Regions from separate parts of the Homo sapiens genome. Here region 1 is linked to region 2. Evidence: chromatin loops called from intact Hi-C (ENCODE). Cell type or tissue: heart right ventricle. All regions are shown on one strand. Links, peaks and the distances in the headings refer to the core of each region. The heading gives the core; the rest is flanking DNA.

Evidence for each region. A loop is a pair of places that touch in the nucleus more often than their neighbours do. Peaks named below come from ENCODE experiments on the same cell type or tissue, not always from the same donor. Only the 100,000 strongest peaks of a DNase experiment are listed, where the experiment ranks them.
Region 1: it touches region 2 in a loop (28-fold over the local background); 56 of 110 quality-filtered maps call a loop at or near these places.

What each region holds. Positions count from the first base shown.
Region 1 is chr3:79,080,613-79,092,020 of GRCh38, reverse strand. All of the region lies in intron 3 of ROBO1 (roundabout guidance receptor 1), which reads left to right. Among named protein-coding and RNA genes, the nearest start is that of MIR3923, 420 kb to the left of the region's middle. In heart right ventricle, for the core only: a CTCF peak has its summit at 5,396 (motif pointing left); a DNase peak (open chromatin) is centred at 5,350.
Region 2 is chr3:79,357,292-79,368,699 of GRCh38, reverse strand. The region is part of intron 2 of ROBO1 (roundabout guidance receptor 1); the gene reads left to right. Among named protein-coding and RNA genes, the nearest start is that of MIR3923, 140 kb to the left of the region's middle. In heart right ventricle, for the core only: a CTCF peak has its summit at 6,734 (motif pointing right); no DNase peak of the experiment used is centred there; H3K27ac peaks cover 1,313 bases.

The DNA.
Region 1 (11,408 bases), core at 2,067-10,066, 280 kb after region 2:
TTCTCAACCAAGCAAACAAGCTGAGCCCTTTCATCTTAAATCAGATTACATCACTTTGCCCAGAACTCTCCAATGCCTTCTCAGTTTACTTACCCTCTGATACCTGAGGTGGACCTGACCTATTCTACTCTATCATTTGATCTCTTCTACTATTATTTTTACCCTTGGTTTTCTTCACAGTGAAATTCCTAACGTCCCTCCAACACTCCAGTCATGTTCTCTTCTGGGGTCCTCAGCACTCACAGTTGCATTTTCCCAGAATGTTCTTCCCACAAACTCACATGGTTTGTTCCCTCAAGTTTGCCAGGTCTTAGCCGAAATGTCGCGCTCTAAGTAAGGTCTAATTAAAATGCAAGCTACTCTTTCCCTACTTTGTTTTTTCCATAGTCCTTATCACTGTATAGCATACTATTTTTCTTTCGCTTGTTTCTGTCTCCCTATTAAAATTCGAGCATCATAAAAGTAGGAATTTTTGCTTGTTTTACTTTTTGGCCTATTTCCCACACCTAGAATATTGTCTGGAACATTTACTACACTTACTGTATGTGTTTAAGGAATGAAGGTAGTAAGATCTGATGGAATTATTTTATACTTTATCTAGAATGTAATGCAAGACTAACGTACAGATCATTTCTTTTTTTTCTCCATATATTTACTTTTTATTGAATTTGTTAATGTTACAGAGTTCTTGCACTGCCAAACCATGCCTGAAAATTCAAACAAATAGTGCAATGGACAGTCTCATCCACCCATCATACAGTATATTAAAACTTGATTCATCTACATTTTGATGTTTTCACAATTTTTTAAAAAGTTATATTGAACTGTGTATTTTCCCTGAAAAGTATGCATTTTTTCCCAGCAAAATTTTGTTGGGGGTTATGTTACTGAAGAATGAACAGAGATGAGTAAGTGGAGGTGTTATGTAACGGCATACTGTACTCGAAATCTGAAGACCTGCAGCTGATTTAAATTCCAAATTCCAGATAATTTCTGAAAGCATAAAAGAGAACGCACTCTTTCTGAAATCTAAACTTAGCATAAAACTATCTATTAAAACTATGATTATTCTTATTATAATAGACAAATAGAAAAATAAAACATACTATAATCTAGAAATAAAAAGAAATGTAAAGCAGAATTTAAACATGATAAAGCTAATATTATGAATCAATGAGAAAAAAAGACTTTTTGTTAAATGGCTCCCAATACTATCAGTGATGACTGGAATCATCATTTACTGAGTGCTTACAATGTGCCAGTCACTGTGCTTTATTCAACAATCTCAACAACCATGTGAACTAGGTATTATACACATTAGGCTCATTTTACCGATAAGAAAATAGAGGTATAGAGAGGTTAGGCCCAAACTCATAGAGGTAGTAACAAGTGATAGAACCAAGATTTGAACTGAAGTATATCTGCATCCAAAGCCCAAACTTTTAACTGCAAACACATACTGCAATTTGAGGAACAAAAATTATACTGGAATTTCTGTCACAGTTCTTACATCAAAAAACAAAAGAAAGGGAAGGGAAAGGAACAGGAGGGAAGCGGGGGGAGGGGAGGGGAGGGAATGGAAGAGGAGGGAAGGGAAGGGAAAGGAAGTTCACTTCTAAAACAACAAAAGTAATGGAAGAATCTTGCATGATGTATTTTAGACACTATTTAAGACATGAAGGTCTTTCTAATTATGATTTATAGCCAAAAACAAATAAATAGAAAGATTAATTGGCTTGCCTTTCCACGTAAAAACAACCTGTTTTAAAAAAATGAATAAATGGGCCAGGAGCGGTGGCTCATGCCTGTAATCCCAGCACTTTGGGAGGCTGAGGCGGGTGGATCACGAGGTCAGGAGTTCGAGACCAGCCTGGCCAATATGCTGAAACCCCGTCTCTACTGAAAATAGAAAAATTAGCTGGGCATGGTGGTGCATGCCTGTAGTCCTAGCTACTCAGGAGGCTGAGGCAGGAGAATTGCTCGAACCTGGGAGATGGAGGTTGCAGTGAGCCAAGATTGCACCACTGCACTCCAGCCTGGGCAACAGAGGAAGACTCCGTCTTAAAAAAAAAAAAAAAAAAGAAAGAATAACTGGATGATATATATCAATGTTTATTTCTCCAAAATGCAAACAACTGTCGTAAATTGACTAGAAAAAGAATACACAACGCCAATAGAAAAATAGGCAGATGATTGGAACAGAAAATTTATGAAAAGCAAATGTATCAAGCAAACACATGCAAATGCGTTCATCTATTTCACAACCAAATAAATGAGAATAAATACAATCATGAATATTCTTATCTTCTAGATTGGAAAATTTTTCTGTGAATTATAGTATGTAATCTTCCTGAGAATGTGGTAACTGTTAGTGAGAGTATGTATTGGAGACAATTTTTAGGTAAACAGGCTGATAATTATCAAGTTATGAAATGTGTGTTCTCTTTGATTCAGCAAATTTTGTTTCTAGAACTTAATCTCAACAGCATGATAATTCAGTGAACAAATGTACAATATTGTTCATTAAAACGTTGTTTGTAATAGTGACAAACTAGAAACAAACTAAATTTCTGTAAGTGTAAAGTTAGTTAAATAAATAATGGCATATCAATAAAATTGACTAGTCGGCTATTAAAAATGATGACGTTTATTTTTAGTCATTGACCTGGAAAGTGCCAATTTTTAGAGGAAAAATAAAAGCAAGGTTAGTACTTGTTCATCTAATGCTAACAATGGGGACCACTGGGGTTAGGAATTCTAAGTGACAACTTTGTATCTTATACTTTTCTCTATTGGTTGCATTTTCTATATGAATAACCTGAGGTATATGATTTAAATAATAATTTCTCAAAATGTATAAGGAAATTCAGATAAGGTTGTAGATTTCTTCATTATGAGATGTATTTTCTTTTGTTAACTGGGAATTAATACATTTTGCCTTTTATGAAAGAAACTAAGTATGTTAAAAATAAAAATGACTTTACTAAAAGCGAGGAATACAAGTTTTCTAGAATTTTATTTTGGAAAACAAATGAGTCATCCTATCATTTGTATCCAACTGTACATTTAATTATTTTACTCTAGTTTTTCCCAATATTGCCAAATTAACTTCTCAATTTTGTTCCCATAAGGTTTATTAAAATATGGGTAAAATATGTCATTGCAAAACACAAATACATGCACACACACAGTGATCTAATGGAATCAAAATAATAGTTTCCTATCATAAGCATTCCCAAAATAAGCTTAGAGATAATTAGCTTTTGTTAACATTTGGTTATTATTAATTACAAGCCAGATAATTCTTCTTCACAAAGAAAGGATGTTAAAATTTATAGCCATTAAATATCACTAGTCTTACTTAGAATACTGAGTGTTCCCCTGTTGGTGAAAGAAAGATCCTTTTGTTGTTAAGTAAAGAAAGTTAATCAGAGTTAAAGATGTGCTTCTTACCTTTCCTGTTACTCTCTTTACAATGTGCTCACTGTGTTTATTTTCAAAGTAATTAAATATAACAATCCGGTATATACAATTTAAACTTGCATATTTTTACAACATTGTTAAGACTTTGTATATTTTGGAAAATGTGACTCGAAGAACTACAATTTAACTTCTACATGGCTTACTAAATAAAACAAGCTTTAAATCATTCTACATTCTGATATTTTCTCTCACCAGAGTTACAGGCAAAGTAGCCTGGACAGTAGCATAAACGCTACATCACTTTTATGAGTAAAATTAATCCATCCAGTTTAACAAGATAGTGGATGTTTATAATGAATAATTCTAAATCAATTTAGAAGTCATTCTGTTATACATGGATCACATAGCAGATATTATAGTGACAGAGTGCTTTCCCATATCGAATAATCAGCAGAATTAAAGTCTTGCCCCATGAGAAACAGATCAAATTTACTGTGAAATTGAACACAACCGTCATCAACACTAGTTGAGTTTAGTATTGTGATGCTATTGTTCACCATGACAGAAGGCGACAGAAAGAACCTTTTTCCTTTCCAAAATTGTTGAACTCCCACCAACAATCGAAGTAAATAAGTTTTAATCATATGTAAATTGGGATACCCTTGGTACCAGGAAATCACAAAAATGTCCACTTAATTAACAAGTCTTTAGAAAGACGTGTTTCAGCAGTATATCAGCACTTGATAAACAGTTATCAATATTGTTTGGGGTAGATTAACATGAGTTAGGCTACTCAAGTTGTCTTTATTACACCTTTTGTTTCTCCAACAAAAGACTTTTTTTCTAAATTTTTCCTTGATTCACTCCTTATTTTATTATTATTAGTCTTTCAAATTTCAAAAATCACAAGCTTAGCTTAGCATCCATTTCTACTTGATAATTAGAGAAAAGAAACAAGGTGGGGGAAGGAAGAAATAAGGAAAGCAGGGATGGAGAGAGAAAGCGGGGAAGAAAAGAAGGAAGGAACAAAGAAATGAAGGAAGGAAGAAGGAAGGAAAGAAGGAAGGAAGGAAAGGAAGGAAGGAAGGAAGAGAAAGAAGCTGGAAAAGAAGGATACTGAAGTAATTCATGTCACTTTATTTGAGAGAAAGAAAAATTGGTTAGGAGTATCATCTTTTACTAATCACATCATTAAAGGTTTGGAAACCTGCCTCTATTTCATTAAGAAATTTTAACAATTTTGAAATAATGAACGGGAAATAATCTAGAAACAGTGCTATTTATATTAAGTCGATGCACTTTAGGTTTATATCAAGACATTATAATTTCTAAAATGAAAGGCTTATGCTTAAAATTAAGGAAAATCCTTTGACTGTTTTTTAATTTATTTTTCAGTTTTTCTAGAGTTGTGTATCTAAGTTCTGATGCAAACAAATGCCTGGAATTCCCTCTATGTTTTAATATGCATCCTGTCTTCTGTTACTCAAAATTACTAACTACACTTTTCAATAAAAATATTGCATATTAATTAAATATGATTATTTTTATAATTTTTAATAACATCACTAGCAGCTGCAGTAATTATTAAAGGTACATATCAAAATGTTCCTTAATTTAGTGAACTATTCATCACATTTCTCTTTAAATTCTTGCAAACCTATAGAAAATATGTTAGGACACCATTTCCCAAAATGCTCCTATAAAAGGTAGAGAAAATTAAGACCTCATAAAGGAGTTTTATAAATATCCATAATTACATAACATTGTTGATTATTGCATAATAATTCATCCTTAAATATGTTTTGATATATTAGTAAAAAAAATAAAAGATTGTCTCTTCCGTAGAATATATATTAGTAAGCGGGGCAGGGCAGGGGAGCGGGGGAGTCTGATTCTATAGAATTGAGGTGTCTGCATACTGTTTTTCACTGACATGCGGGAAAATATCGCTGCATTTCCTAATGATCGCCCTCTTGTGGAGACCCTGTAGTTTGCACATAAAGCTGTGTAAGGAGCACATTTTCTTCAGCTGTCTGGGCAGCTTATCTTTTCTCAGGTATTCTTATAGATAATGTGATATGTCTTGTACCAATTGTCAAGCTTTTTGTGTAAGGTCAGCTTAATCTACTTATTGTACTGGAGTAGAAATGCAAAATATATACTCTAGTAATCATCAAACAGCTGGTTTTAATATAATTGTACACTCGTGTACATTCATTATGCCAGTGTGTTAAACTTTTTAAAAAGACAAGAGCTTTTAAATATTTAACATTTCTTTTTTTTTTACATGAAAGAGATTTTTAACTGAATAAAACCTTTATCTTGCAGAACTGTGGTATGGTCACCTCCCCATCTGGTTGCCCACATTAGCATTACTACCTTTAATTCTTTACTACACGGAAGCTTTTGAGGGACTTCTTTGGATACAATATTATTGTCCTCTGTACCTAGATAAAATTCCACATAACACCTAAAAAAAAAAAAACTCCATTTGTTAATTACCTAATTGTGAGCCACTAAATGTTTACAGAGGTATTCTATTGATCTTTTTACTTTCAATGTCTATCGCATTAGCTGGCCGTTAATAGGCTCTTATCAGCTGTTTGTAATAATAATACATTAACAAACAGAGAAGTTATTAAGGTTTTCTTCTTTATCACATTGGTTAAAATTATAGACATGGCTTTGCTTATAGAGAATATATACTTAATTCCCTTAAGATTAATTAATCAATTTGCTGAAATTTATAGTAATGAAGTTACGTCCTGAGGCTAGACTACAGGAGATCTAAACTTTTATCTTTAAACACACTTCCTTAGCACTTGACTAAGCAGAGTTTCTCTTGTCTTCTTCCATCTGATTAAAACTATCATATTTTGCTACTTCCTAGACACAAAAGTAGAATTGCCATCATTCTCTGAATGAAGGAAAAGGTGCTATCCACTGTTTTAGTGCTATTGACACAAAAATTGTGGCAGTGACAGGCCCCACAAGCTCATCACTCTCTTATGTACAGCAGCACTTTATCAGGAGCTCCTCCCTGTTCTCTCATTTTGATTCTACTTGCCCAGAAAGAAGAAAAATGTTTTCTCATGCCTAACCTTGCCTATCCGCCCTTTAAACTGCATCTTCAATCAGGTCTCTTTCATGAAGTCAAGGGAAACTGACAGTTAACTATGCCCAAATAACAAAAATTAAATCAACATGACTCAACATGTTCCAATCACACATGTTAGTGTTTCTAAATTTTTGTGGATTAGGATAGCTTGCAATGATGACATCAGGGCAAATGCCTTAAACAGAAGTGTCCAGAATAACTAAAATTAAATAAGTAAAGAAATTGTTTAATTCTAAGCCCTCAAATTATATCAGTGATTTAAGGGCTCACTTTGTTCAAATATACAACTAATAGGATATTGAATTTTGGAAGGTTTTATTAAATTACTAGTGTTTATGCTTTTGTTAGTACTATGTTATTAAAAAACTCTCCAAAGGTACATTTCTCAAACAGTGTCTCTTCATTTTGTGCAAAAATATATGTCTTGAAATCATGTTTCTAAGTAGAGATATAAAAATGTTAGTAACTAATATTGCTTGCTATAAATAAATCAATATTTTTATGCTATGTACAGTTTTATATTGTTTAAATTAATTTATAATTTTATATTTTTCAACATTGACTTTTTTCTCTTATTAGAAAATAAATTTTCTATCTCATCTCAGCAAGATTTCAGATTTTTTACACCTTTCTGATCAGAATCTCAATAACTAAATTTTACTGAATCCTCTTGTGTGCTGGACACTGTCTTGGGACCTGAACATGTTTTCTTCTGCAGAATCTCTGATGTAGTGGGTAAGAGCGTGGATTCTGGAAATCAAATTCTTGGACCCAAGATTCAATTCCACAATTTAATAATCATGTGAATTTTGACAAATTATTTAATATAGCTAAACGATAATAATAGAGCATGTAAATACATTTGTTGTGAGAATATATAAAAAGCATTTGAGGAAATTCCTGGCAATAGAAAACACTCACTAAATTTTAGCTAATGTTTACATTCACAACAATCCGATCTGTTTTATTATTCTCTTTTTTTGAGATGGAGTTTCGCTCTTGTTGCCCAGGCTGGAGTGCAATGGGCGATCTCGGCTCACTGCAACCTCTGCCTCCTGGGTTCATGCTATTCTCCTGCCTCAGCCTCCTGAGTAGCGGGGATTACAGGCATGTGCCACCAAGCCCGGCTAATTTTGTATTTTTAGTAGAGACGGGGTTTCTCCATGTTGGTCAGGCTGATCTCGAACTCCTGACCTCAGGTGATCCGCCCACCTCAGCCTCCCGAAGTGCTGGGATTACAGGCGTGAGCCACCGCCGGCCTTTATTATCCTCTTTAAACAGATGAGAAAACTTAAGATTAAATGACTTGCCTATTGCCACACACAGAAAAAAACTAAATTGATAAAGTCAGAATTCAAATCTAGCAACTGTCTAAACTATGCTTGCAGGCAATAAACTAGATGACTTTATAATCTAGAAATGTTAAAGGCATTCTGTTTTTCTTCCAGAGTCAGGCAGTACAATAAAATTAATCGTGGCTTAAATCTCAAGCTTTCAAGGTGAAAAACACTGTAATTCTACAGACTAATGTTGAGACTAGAATAAGCTAAGGAGTGACTTATGGCAACAAAATACTTTTCTGGAAGAAGTTTGGTTCAGAACCATAATTGAAATTCCCTTCATGAAAATCTTTGTTTAGTAGATTTTCTCCGAAGATATCTGCCACTCTAGATAAGAACCCTGAGAGAATTGTCTTTTAGCATAGAATAGGGTAATACTTCTCAATTAAAAAGTACTTCAGTTCACAGTTGAAGTCTTCTTTTCATTTACAGTAGATTACTTTGCCCTTGATTGGCCAACGTAGAAGAAATTCAAGGGCTAAGGTTAACTTGGATAGGACGACAGTTTCCTACCATTTCCCAGTGACAAATATTTCAGTTAAGAATAAAATTTTGAGCATACTGCTAAAAATATTGTGGTTGAATGTTTATTTCTGTTTGGCCCTGGTTTGTTATTATTTCAAACATAAACTGCTTTCCAGCCAGTTTATTTGCAATTCCCAAGTAGGAAAACATGATAGGTTATAAATAGATAAATGTGGATTTTACCATCAGATAGATAGACAAATAGGTATCTATATATAGCACAACAATGAATTATTTTCAAATATCTTCACAAACCACTACATTTGAAAATAATATCAAAATATTTAATATTTTCCCCTCTAACATTTTTATTTCCTGCCTAAGAGCTAGATATCTGAAACCCTTTTGTTTTTTTCTTCATGTCCATTATCAACTCTTTCCTGGTAACTCTTCGCAAATATACTTTTGTTTGTTTGTTTGAGACAGAGTCTCACTCTGTGGCTCAGGTTGAAGTGCAGCGGCATGGTCTCAGCTCCTGCAGCTTCAACCTCTTTGGCCCAAGTGATTCTCTCACCTCAGCCTCCCGACTAGCTGGGACTACAGGCATGCACCACCACACCCTGCTAATTTACAAATAAATATTTCTTTAGTCACTCAGAGTAAACTAGAGCCATTTCCCAATTTGTGTATAAGGCGTTCCTAAAGGCCTCATTAGAAATCAACTGCATGATAGCAGATCAATATACTATCTGAGATAAGGACAGTTTCGTTCCTAGGGAGCTAAAAATAAGTTCAACCTGCCTCCCTCCACACCATCAACCTGCCTCTCTCCACACCATCAACCTGCCTCTCTCCATACCATACAAGTGAGGTTCAACCTGCCTCTCTCCATACCATACAAGTGAGTACACAGTGAGCCAAGAGGCATGGGAGTGAGAAGGTGTTGGGGAGAGATTTGAGGGTAACATAGTAAGACACTGGGTGGGGCAGGCATAGAGACAACTAACTGGGATTTCTCCCCAGTATGAACTGGAATTTGGGATTTTGAACCACACTTGAGGCTCTGGAGCATTTTCCCTTATCCACTATGAACATTTCTACATTTGGTCTCTTCTATCTCACTTCATTAATCCACACTCTTGTAAATATTTATTTTCTTATTTTAAGAAAATTCATTTTCATCTATGTGGTGATTATCATATATTGAACTTATAATGCATCCAATATTATGAGATTTATTAGGTGTTATGCTTGTAAAAATGCATCTTTACTTCCCTCTTAAAATTTCTACTTTGCACACACACATATATATGATTTGCTCAACCTTTAATGAGTATCATAAATGCATAATAAGTATAGACAATATATGACTTTTCTGGATGGCAAATTTCCAGTATATAGATGGATTGACTCATGTAAATTTAGTCAAGCCAGGAATAGGATTGCTGTTTATACAGTTAGAACAGTTATTTCTTCTAGCTATGGAATTTCTTTTTAGCATCTTAGAAGTATACATTTGAATGAAATACATCATTTTCCAAATGGTTAAGTAATAATTACAATTGCTTAAAAGTCTTTGAATTTATAAGGACACTTTAAAGTTAGCTTTCTAGGTAATATTTTCTTTTGTATATTTCTAATAGTGAATGATAATAGAAAAATAATATTGCCATTTCACCAAAACATCCCATTTAAGAAAATGATATTAATAGACTCTAAAAATAGTCTTGGCTAAAAGACCAATGTAGGCAAATGGTAATATAGCATTAAATGTCACTATTGTTAATTATATCATTTAATCCTTTAAGTATTATAAATTTTCTTGACGTTGCATCAAATTTTCCTATACTTTCCCAAATTGATGAAGAAGCCATCCTTTCCAAACTGTCACAAAAGCTAGATTCTACGAAATGAGCCAAAGAATGAGATCCTTCATCAAGACATGACATGAAACTTTAGCCAGGCAGTTTGCAAAAACAGCTAAAGGTCTCTATTGTGTTTGTTAGCACCACTATGTCAGCTTTCTTGTGTTGGCAGCTTTGGGCTTTTCCGAGGAAAGCCCCAAAGAAAGTTGTTACCAGCATATATTCTACAGTTCACAGAATCTCAAAAAGGACACATTAAAACTGTTAGAATCCCCAGGGCAAATGTGGAGATTAAGTAACCTTCTCCCTCAACAGAAGCCCCGAACAGACAAAGCTCGGTATTGTGTATTCAGTACACTATCTTTTTCCAGAACTGAACTTTACTATTGTGCTCAAAGATTCGAGTTTACAAAGTGTTTGGGGGCTTTGCATAACGGTTCACTGGCACCACCACTGACAGCCATCTGAGTGTGGGAATTTTTTTTAAAGTCATGATGCCCATCAAATGATTGACCTATCGTATTAATGCAATGGCAGCATCTTAGCAGGAGGGGGAGGACTGGAGAAGTTTGCATCAATATCTATAGCAAGCTTCTTTTTCACAAGAATTTAAGGAAAGCAAAAAAAAAAATCCTATCGGAAAAAAATGTGTCATTTAAAAGCTCTATTACAGGGTAGTATATGGCTATTTAATTATAAAAAAAGAATGGGTTTTCAGGCAAAGCGTTTGGGCACACTATAAGTCGATTTTCTTCTATGGAAATTTTCTTCTATGGTTTCAGCATTTTCATGTAAGGTGAGGCATAACTCTTCAATTCTAAAATTTAGATACGCACCCTCAACTCTGGGCCCTGATTTGCTTGGCTCTATTCAGAAAGGTTTTTCTTTGGAGGTAGTAAACTAAAATATATCCCAAGATAAACTGCCAGTTCATGGTCAATAGTCTAGAAAAGGTTAAGAAAAAGTTGAATATTTAAATAAACAGAGATTCTTAATTACTCTATCCAACTGGGGAGATACTGGACTTATTTTGGTCAGAGAATGTTTCATCTGAACCTTTTTAATATACCACCTGGAAAACATGAAGGCTGCATGAATTAGAGCGGCCATGACCTTTCCTAAAATTTACATATTACTTACTCATTTCATTGAAGGATCAAACATGTTTTAATAGGCATTAATAGTAATAATGCTTTA
Region 2 (11,408 bases), core at 1,857-9,856:
AGGAGCAGCAGCAGGGTGAGACAAGCTAAAGAAGGTGCCTGAGGGAAGAACGTGAAGTGGATGTTTGTAGCAACAGAACAAGTTCCTGTGGTTAGGGAAAGTCTGGTTCTCAGGCATAATAGCCTCACACCTGGCAGAATTTTAGGAGGTTGTTTTGTAGTACCTAACAGCTCAGAGCTGGGAGCTCTGAGCTCCCAGAAAACTTCCTCACCACCCCTTGGGCTGGTCCCTGAGCCCACTGAGTTGCTGTTTCTGTGGGTTGCAGGCAGTCTACTCTCTTTTAATGCGCAGATGGTAGTAATAGCATCAATTAGTTGCATAGTAGTTTGCAGTTATTTTTAGAAAATTATTTTCCATGCAGTCTCTCTTGTGATCTAAACAAAGGGTCTCTAGGACTCTAGCATGAATGAATTTATCAGGCAACTGTAAAAAACACTATCTGGTTGTGGCAAAAGAAAGGCAAAGGAGGTCATACGCAGTGGCTCACGCCTGTAATCCCAACACTTTGGGAGGCCGAGGTGAGCGGATCATTTGAGGCCAGTTGTTTAAGACCAGCCTGGCCAACACAATGAAATCCTGTCTCTACTATAATTAGCCAGGTGTGGTGGCACGCACCTGTAGTCCCAGCTGCTTGGGAGGCTGAGGCACCAGACTGGCTTGAACCCAGGAGGCGGAGGTTGCAGTGAGCGGAGATCATACCACTGCATTCCTGCCTGGGTGACAGAGTGAGACTCTGCCTCAAAACAAAACAAACAAAAAAACCTACCTATTATTCATTCATCACTCATTCATTCACTCAGCATTCTCTGTGTGTAAGCAGTATGCTAGGCACAAAACAAGCACGATCCCTGTATATCTTCATGAAATGTATGGCTTAATAAAGGAAAATGATATTAAGCTACGAAACTCGTAATACTTAATTACAAATTGTGAGAAAAGTGAAAAATGCTGTTCAGGGCCCCTGAATAAGCAATGATTTAATCTGAGAACTCAGGAGTAATATGTACTTTCTATGTGCTGAAACTGATAATAGGGAGGTACTATTATTATTCACATTTATTGTCTATTATAATCATCCATGTTTTATAGATGGAAAAATCAAGAGGTTGAAAGGTTGAATGACTGTCTGAAACACATTTTAACGAACGATGGGTAGACAGTAGTCAGGCAAACTGTGTGGGGGATCTTCTAAGCAGAGAAATCTGAATATAATCTTCCAATTCAGTCTTGCATAGATCTTTTGGACCCTTGAGCAGTATAAAATATCAGAGTCAGCATTGCTGCTCTTTATATTATTGGTGATAAGCTTCAGGGAATTCTAACTGCAGAAATTGTCTGAAAATGAGATTAATATCAGAAAGGAATTGTTGTAGGTGGCCCCTGAGCCAGTGGTCACTTGAAAGCTGGAAATTCCCTGATTCCATTCAAACTGAGTCAGTCTCTAACTCCTTCTGATAGAGACCAAGGACAGTGAGTCAAGAGAAAAAAAAAATAACATACTATGTATGACACTTCCTGCATGTAAGATGTTTTAATTGTGTTCAGCTATTTAGGATAATTACACCTAATCACATAATTCCTGTAATTGGTGAAGTGACATAATTTAGATGTTTAACAAGAAATGTAGATTAAATAATTATAATGTATAGCTGCAATTTATGGATAATGATGGGCAGATTTTAAACTTTACAAAATAGTGTAATTTGAGCTTTCATGGAAATGTGCCTCACCATTTCTGTTTCCTATTTCTGACCAAGTGCAATAGCTCTGAAAGCTATATAATGTAAACTTAAGAGCTTCCCCCTGTTTCTAAGACATCCTTAATATAGAATATTCTTAAGAGACTAATGTGGTTTTAGCCTTTTAGCAGGAATCTAATATGAACTGAACTACCTTACAAGGAATTTAGGATTCCAGCTGTTTCTTCAGGGAAGTGAACGTCGAGAGGATTGAAAACTCGGCAAACATCATTGGCAAATGTGACCCTGGAACTCTCGTTCATGTGTTAATTAAATCATTGAACAAATATTTATTGGTGGCCGTTATGTGCCCTGTGTTGTGCCGGCCAAGTGCTGGGCATTCTATTTGGAGTTGCGTCCAAGAGAGCCAAGAAAAGAGAGGCGATGAGTAAGGAGGGCATATAAAACATTGCTCTCTTGCCAAGAGAGCACTAAGATAAGGGACTTTTAACATGGAGCTGAAGTTGTGAATTTTATGAGGACTTGCAGTAGAGTGGTGAATGTCAAAGTCAGAAAGAGGAGGCTGGAAACAGGGTTAGAGGTGAAGAGTACATTTCTTTTAAGTAGTTTCATGGTGAATCAGAAGAATGAAGTCAGACAAGAATACAAAATGGAGGCATTGAGTTTAAGAAAAACTATTGCCCTCCCATACTCCCAATGAATAGGCTTCCTTGAATCCTGTTAGGAAGAGTAATAAACAGCAAAACTTTGTCAAATCTTTCATGCCAAAATTTTCCTCATCCATTATTCGATCACCCTAATCATGTGAGGTATGTGCTATTATTATTCCCATTGTACAGGTAAGAAAACTGAGGTTTAGAGGGCAGTATCTTGCCCCCACTTGCTAAGTCTTAATACTAAGACTAGTAAAGAACTCCAGGTCTGCCTGACTCTGGAGTCAGCATCTCTGTAGGAAGGCTTTGTATAGGTAGAATTAAACATACAAGGATGAGAGTGCATAACCAAAAACTCCCTGTCCTGAGAAGTCTGGAAGAGATGTAACCCAATGGAAAAGTGGAGGGAGAAGCCTCAGTGAAAAGTAGTACTCTTTTTTTTTTTTTTTTGAGACGGAGTCTTGCTGTGTCGCCCAGGCTGGAGTGCAGTGGCGCGATCTCGGCTCACTGCAAGCTCCGCCTCCTGGGTTCACGCCATTCTCCTGCCTCAGCCTCCCGAGTAGCTGGGACTACAGGCACCCGCCACCACGCCCGGATAATTTTTTGTATTTTTAGTAGAGACGGGGTTTCACCGTGTTAGCCAGGATGGTCTCGATCTCCTGACCTCGTGATCCGCCCGCCTCGGCCTCCCAAAGTGCTGGGATTACAGGCTTAAGCCACCGTGCCCGGCCCTGGGAAAGTAGTACCGTTTTAACACGGAGAGTTAAAAATAGAAGTGCAGCTGCAAGTTGATAGACTCAATGGAGGGGGTTGGTAGCACTTTCATGTGAGGACTTTTACTTATTCATGAAGTTAGGGGATCCTCTGATGATAAAGCAGAGAGATGGAGGAGCCAAGATTTCTGACTAAGTAGCAACCGACGCAGAGTTCCCATGGGGCTATGATAGAAATGCATTTGTCTGTCCACATTCAGGACCAAGTTAAGCTTGCTGACATGACGTTAGTATACGTGTGAATTGGTACGGATGTGCAGGTGGAAAGGCCAAGAAGTGAACTGATACACAGTTGTGGCTTTGCCAAGCAGGTGAGAAAGAAGCTCAATGGCACAGAGATATAAAAAATGCTGGTGAAGGGTGGCTGTGGCCATTAGATGAAATTTGGATTCTAATCGTGAGAGGAAAGGAGTAAAGCATAGAGGGAACCAATAAGTAAACTACAAGTAGAAGATTCTGAGGACAGGACATTCTGATGCAATTCACGTACAAATATGTTTGGAAATTGAGGGGAAGAACTGAATATAAAGAAGTTGTAGCTATAGAGTGAGGAATGATTAAACATGCTCTTTCAGAACTCAGTCAGAGTGGAAGTTTCCCCAGGTATTCAGAAAGAGGGTATTCCCCAAAGAGAACTACTTTTCAGAAAATGTAGTCTTATGGCTTTCAGGGTTCTGTTGATACCTCAGTGAATCCTCAGTTAATTCGTCAGAAAATATGTAAAAGAAATACCCGTTTAGCAGGTATGCATGCTTATTTAAACATGTTAAACTAAAGTTAAGGTATCGGACGTATGAATCACTATTAAATGTTTTCAGAGTAGTTGATGTCAATGCCTTTTTTGATAATAAAAGTACTTTATTATAAAAACGTACCACAAAGGACCAAAAATATACAGAAACTGGATTGATTAATCCCTGCAAATTATAACCAGAGCTGCTTCACATTGTCACCTAAATAAGAAAATAATGGATTAAGGCCTGATTTGTGATAAGTAAATCACAGAGAAGAAAAGATTAATTAGTCAAGAGTAAGCAAAAGAAGTTGAAATTAGAGGAAAGGAGAAAAAACCTAGAATATGGAAAAATATATATGAGTGGCATGAAGGGAGGGTAATTAGCTGTTAAAACAAATGGAGATATTTCTGAAAAGTAATGATTAATTTCAAATGATGAAATCAAAATTATCATCAATCATTGAAACACAATATATAATAGAATTATGATAAATACATAATTATCAATGACTTGGAATTACTGTTTCCTATAATTTTTATATATATGTGTGTGTATATATATATATGTGTGTGTGTATATATATGTATATATATATATATACACACACACATTTATATAGTTTCGTTTTGTTTTTGACGGAGTCTCGCTCTGTTGCCCAGGCTAGAGTGCAGTGGGTGTGATCTCAGCTCACTGCAAGCTCCGCCTCCCGGGTTCACGCCATTCTCCTGCCTCAGCCTCCTGAGCAGCTGGGACTACAGGTGCGTGCCACCACGCCTGGCCAATTTTTTGTATTTTTAGTAGAGACGGAGTTTCACCATGTTAGCCAGGATGTTCTCGATCTCCTGACCTTGTGATCCACCCGCCTCAGCCTCCCAAAGTGCTGGGATTACAGGCACCTTTATTATATTTTAATCCATCAGATTTGGACCGTGGTCTATATGGTGAAAATTGCTTCTTGGAAAAATGACTGATTGCAATAATAATATATGTCATTATGTTTCTTATTATCATAAACTTGATACTGAGGCTTTCAAATTGCAAGTCACAATGAAGAAAGGAATATGAAAGTAAATGTGTCTGGATGTACACACCTGTGCTTATGTATGCACAAGACTGCATGCGTGTATGTGTCAAACCATGTATGTGCTTCTGTGTGTGTGCATGTGAATGCCTGTGGGTACATATGCATATGTTTCTGTGTGGAAGCCTAGAACTCAGTGAAACTGATATCTTTCTTTGCAAAGAGTTAGTAGTCGTGTTTTAATTATACACACATTAATTATACGGTCTTCCAGGAAAAATATGTTGAAAGATGTAATTCACTTTTGTTCCTAAATTATGATGTGTAATACAAGGATAGTCTATGTAAAAATGACTTCTTAAAAATTTTAAAATCCTGGTATCATAAATAAGAAAATGAAAAATAATTTAAACCTATATGGATAAAATGATAACAGTTCCATCCATTTCTTTCTTTCTTCATGTTTTGTGATCATGTTGAATTAGAGATACAAAAGGATCAAAGTGCTTGACTGGAGAGAAGAGAGTGTTTTAAGCAATACACAGACAAGGAAAGAAATCACAGCTGTTTCTGTGTTTCATAAGCAAACCAAGAAAACTCATCATGGCTAAGACTGGGAGCAAGAGAAGCTTTGTGTCTGTTCCTATCCACAGATTTTATGTGTTTCATAAAATCATATTGTTTCATTTTGCTGTTAGTGGCTGAGAAGAAAAGAGTGGCTCTCTCTTTTTCTGATAGCTCATTTAGAACATATGAAAGCTTTCCTCATCAGGCTGAGAAAATTACATCACTTAAAAACTCAGTCTTATGTACCCTTTCCAATCTGACTAGGAGAAAGTGTGGCATTTTTAGACATTAAGGCTATTTTGGATTCTTTTGAATTCCTCTAAGAGCAATTGGGTCTGATGCGATGGGTTTTTTCCTTATCTCCCGGGCTATGAAGAACTCTTTTATCATCCCAGCATTTGAGTTGGCAGAGTCCCTGGAATAGGTCAGAAAAAGCTCCTACAGAGATTTTTATATCACAGCATTGTTAGCTAAATTAATCCTTTTGCCTAGATTTTTTCCCTGAAGAGAAATTTCGTAAAGTTAATTGGAGTCTCAGGAAAAGGACTAACAAAAGGCAGAATTTCAGCTGGGTCAAACAGACTTATTATCTCAAAACCAAAAAAGATGAATTCTGAGGGAGCATACTTGGCTTTTAATACAATTAAAGCCTGAAAAGAAACTTAATTTTAATTTCATCAAGTCCACTCCATTTCCTTCAAGGAAAGACAGTTCACAAACATTTCTAGAGAGATACTTTTCAATCTTGTATTATTTAGGTTCTACAGTGGGAGAAATTATAGGTCCTTTTATAAAATCTCATAGTTATTGAATAGTTTTCTCAGTAACCTCTCCTCTTCTGTAGCTTAAATATAATGTTCTGAATTTTATCCAAATATTAGCTAGTTTCTCCCACAACACAACAGAGAAACAAATATTCCTTTTCATTCTAATTGTTACTCATAACCTTAAGCACATCCTGACACTGAAAATGCACTTCGATCTATTATTTTTAAAAAACTGGTTGTCGCTTTCCCTTCTGAGGTCTGGTTTATCCTTTAAAGCTACTGTCTTGTATCTTTCATTTGTTGTCTGTGTCTTAGATACACATAATTCCTCGTTAATTAATAATAATTAAATGTTAGACTTAAATTTTGGTGTAATTATCATAGGCTTGCCTCATTATTATACGAAGTCAACATACATCCTAAAATTCATATCTACCGTATGTGTGATGTAGATTCATGTCCGGCACTCTACTGAACTTTTATCAGGAGGAATAAGCTGATAACTAATTTTGCCACTAGATGGCACTAAGCTGCCTTTGGACGCTACTACCTTGGAAAACTTGCTTGAGAAAAATTATTTTTTAATCAAGAAATATACTTTTTAAATATTAAAATTTTCTAATTATGCATCTTTGTGGTATACAACAATTAATTTTCTGTCTAAAAGGGAGGTTACATTGAATAAAAAAGTAAGGTAAATACAATACTAGAAAATAATCACACTTGTAAGTATGCAATGAGTTTTTCATATGTGTAAATATCTGTTACGGCCACAATAAAAAGTTGAGAGCTCAAACAACAAATGAATATTACTCTTTTCTATACTGACATTTTTATCAGCCATCGCAGCGTATGCAGGAAGAGTTCGACATTGAATTTAAAATTTTCGTCCTTGCCAATCTTTATTAATGTCTTCTACAAAAACTGCTCACTGCTTTTGCTGGTATTAAATCGTTATTTAATGGTATTAAATCGTTATTTTGCTGGTATTAAATCGTGAGCTTAAAATATTAAGTTGTTTAATGGGCTCTGGTTATGCAAAATTTGGCTATTCACTTCTTTTCAGTGACAATATTTATTTGCTTTTCTCCTTTTGCTACCTATGACAAATCTCATAGTAAAGATGATTTTCCAGTATTGTATTTGCCTTACTTTTTGATTCAATCTGACCTCCTTTTTAAATAAAAAGTTAATTTTTATCTACTACAAAGATGCATAAGTAGAAAATTCTAATATTGAAAAAAAGATACGTTATACCCCACACATTAAGATTTATCATAAAATATATCAAAAAACATTAAAAATATTTATCTCAGGTCATACAACTATCATTTATCTTTCTGTGGACTAGTGATGGGTGGCAAATACAATATAGTAATTTTGTTTGTGATATGGCATGTCCATTAGATACCACAATACTTCAGACTAAACAAAGAATGTACATCAAGTTTCTTAACTCGAAGTTTTAATCAGAATTAACTGTACAAATGTTAAAACTATAGAAACCAAGGCTGCACCATGGATCAATTTATTGAATCCAAAACTATTGAGGTGAGCATGGCCACCTGCAGTGTTCAAAACTTTTAAGGGTAGCACTTATTTCACACTAGAGAAATAAGAACTGGTCCTCAGAGAGTTTGATTAAAGAGCATCATATTATCTAAGTGTTCCGCACCCTGGCTTCACACTTTGGAATATGGAGCCAGCTTTGTGAATTTGCTCTCAGCTCCTCCATGACCTAAATCAAGTTTCTTATGGCATTATGCTTCAGGTTTCCTAACTATATAATGATGACAATAAGAGCATCTACCTTATATGAGGTTGTTCTAAGAAACAAAGTGACTAATCCATGTAAAGTGTCCAAAACTTACTTAGCCCTAAATAATTGGTAAGAGCTATCAACTTCATCATCATCACCATCATCAATGTCATTGTTATTAATATGCAAAACTGTAGCTGTCCTCTATGTAGATGAGCTATAAATTTGTAGTATTTTTGCAATATTTATTTTATTTTCTTTTTTTATTAAAAAAGAAGGTGGAGAAAACAAAGAAAAAATTTAAAAGTACAAAAAAATTCTTCATAAATAATTTTATCAACTAATGTCAACAGAAAATTTAAAAACCTCAGAAAATTTATTCACGGATAGTTAAGAGTTGATTTCATGTCTTTTCCCTTTATAAAAAATCATCATTTGAGATTTGTTCATAACTTCCATTTATGAAAGTTAAAAAATGTATTTATGTAAATTTGATTTACATTCTGATATCACTAAGACCTTGAGACAATATGATGCTATTAAGACTATAACTAGACTCTTCTTAGAAGCATCTAGTAATTAAACCTTGCTAAAGTTTGAAGTTGGGCATGTTTGAACTCCATCCAAAACATTTGCAGAGAACATACAGTATAATCGCTCATGCTATTGTCTTGAGTACCACTGCCAGAAATAGAGTCCAAAGTGTATTCCACAATTTCCTCTGCCTGCAATTATCTTTCTTCTTTTATCTGGTGATGGAAGTTTTCTTCTTCCTTCAAATTTAGTTCAAGTATCACCAACTCCAGAAATCCTCCCAACAGGGCCTCAATCCACTTACTCTGAAGTCCAGCACGCCTACTGCCTTTTTGACCTCTTGAAGTATTTTATCTTATGCTTGGTATCTGTATTCCTGGCATCCTGGTGCCTACTAAAAGGAAATCTATTATTTTGATACTTAGGATTGCTTTCAATTCTTTTCTTAGGATATTTTATAATCCGAGAAGTGTTCAGATTAATAAAATGGACAGCTTCTAGATTATATGCTGAATGACTGAGGCTTCGATAATTGGTTTCATGGTTTACTGGATAGATTGAACAAATAATAAGTCAAATCTGGCGTTTAGAATGAAACAGAAAATATAACCTATCATGACAACTTGATCATTAGAACCCTTTAAACAAGATCAACATCAACCACCAATTCAGTTGACAAGAAATGTTTTTAGAAGCAATTATATACAGACAACATATGATACCAAGTATGGTGCCTCTTTGTTTGAAAGTTCTGTCAGTAATTGAATTAAGCAGCCTTTTGAGATTATTTTGACCATGTATGGAAAATGTATTTCATAATGTTTATTGTCCAGAATTTAGCCAGTTTTAAATGCTGACAGAAAGAAAGTAGAAAGGCTTTTTTTTTCACTTTATAAATTATAAGAGTGAGGTATGTTTTTGATGTTTATCAAGGAGTTAATTGATTCATTCACTGTTTCATCATTATATTGTTATAGCATGTTCATGTGTGATTTAGTCTCCATTAGATATTGCTAGAAAATTAATCTAGTTTAAGATACTCATTATGCCAGCAAAATGATCAGTTGGTACAAGCATTTTTATAATTAACTTACCCACATAGATAAATAAAGAGGTAATCTTATAGTAGCACAGAGGACATGATATGACTGGTGTCTGAAGAAACACATTTTAAATAGCAGTCATTAATTTATAGATGAACGTTTATAGGGAAAAAGCCCCCTCAGTTGGTGTTAAACCATGATATGTTGTCCAAATTTGCAGTAATTTTAAAGTTACGTGGCCAAAAAATATTCAGGACAGTAAAATACGTCAATAGTGCAGTGCATTAGTGACTTGTAATGGCAAAATGTGTGAAAGTGTGTCATTTTATATAATTGTGTGTGTCTTTCCTTATGCAGGAAGAGTATCATTCCACTCTTAAAATTATAGATTAAATTTGAGAAAAGAGGTATTTAGTTTAAATTCTTGCATTTCTGGAGTTTGTTTCCTTTTATTAAAATGGCAAATAGGTCTCAAACGTACAAGTACTGTTAAATGTATCCAGACGTCCAGCATGGGAAAACATTTAATAAAATTAAAGCACACCCAGACACACCTTGGATTCCCATACATATGTTGAAATCTCAAGACAGATTTACAAGAACAGAAAGTATTATCTGGGAGATCAACAAATAGAGGAAAGCTTCCCCAGTCACAAATCACTATTAACTTCTAACTGCTGCTGTGCTGGAAAACCATTTATAGCTTCTCAGGATATCAACGTCTTCCTAAACCAAATCCAAAGAGGAGACACAGACTGAATCAAATAAAATCTTTCCTCTGACCTTTGCTTATTCCTTTGGACCCCGATGACTTAACACTTAAACCTGAATCATATTGCATTTCCCTGTGTCAATATGAATAGCCGTATCTATATGTAATGATTATTTTATGCCAAACACTATTCTTAGTGTTTCATAGTTACTAAGATGTTTAATTATTGTAACATCCCTATAGATAAATAGTATTTTTTCACAATTTCATTTTATAGATAAAGAAATTGAGGCAAAGAGAATAGCTTACATGACCAATGTCACATAGCTATGTAAGTGACGAAGCCAGAATTTAAACCAAGAAAGTCAGCTCCAGAGATCATGCTCTTAACCGATATTCTAATCCACCTAAAAAACACACCATCAGACAAACCCCAATTTTGTATTTCTTTCTGGGAATAGAAAGAGACTAAAAAGTTGGTATGTAAAATGCTATCCCCCCATTAATTTCATATTTTATTTCTTGTTTCCACTAATCCGCAAATGAAATTAGATTCCACTTATGAAGTTTAAGAAAGTCAGGAGCCAGATTTCAAATTTTATATGTACGGAAATACCTCTGGCTCCACAACTAGAGAAGGTTAGTGCTAGAGGTTAGCAATTAAACTTAAATGAGACTCACATAAAACAAAGTCAAAATTAAGGAATCCAATTTGGCAATATGTGGTGTTTTAGAAGTCTTATGTTCTCTCCAAACCACCTTGTCCTCAGGGAAATTCATTAGCTTACAACCAGACTTGTGGTAGATCCAGTTCAGTTGAAACATGTATATGTACCCTCTCTGTAGTTGCAGTTTTCAGTTAGGTAAATACTTCAGATAAACAGTGTCATTATTTTTTTCTTGTGTAACTGAGGATAATTGTAGAAATTATAACTAAATTCTATATAAACCATGACCTCCTTGTAATTACCCCAATTAATGTTTTTAATTGACATAATGATTTTCTTTTTAGCTGACTACCTGAGGCATTTCCATTAACTCTCTGACATGAAACGCATACTGCAGTTGCTCATGGGATGGACATCTAACAGGTTTTTGCCCCTTAAATATATAGAGAAGCCTCTTAACTTACAAACAGGGTG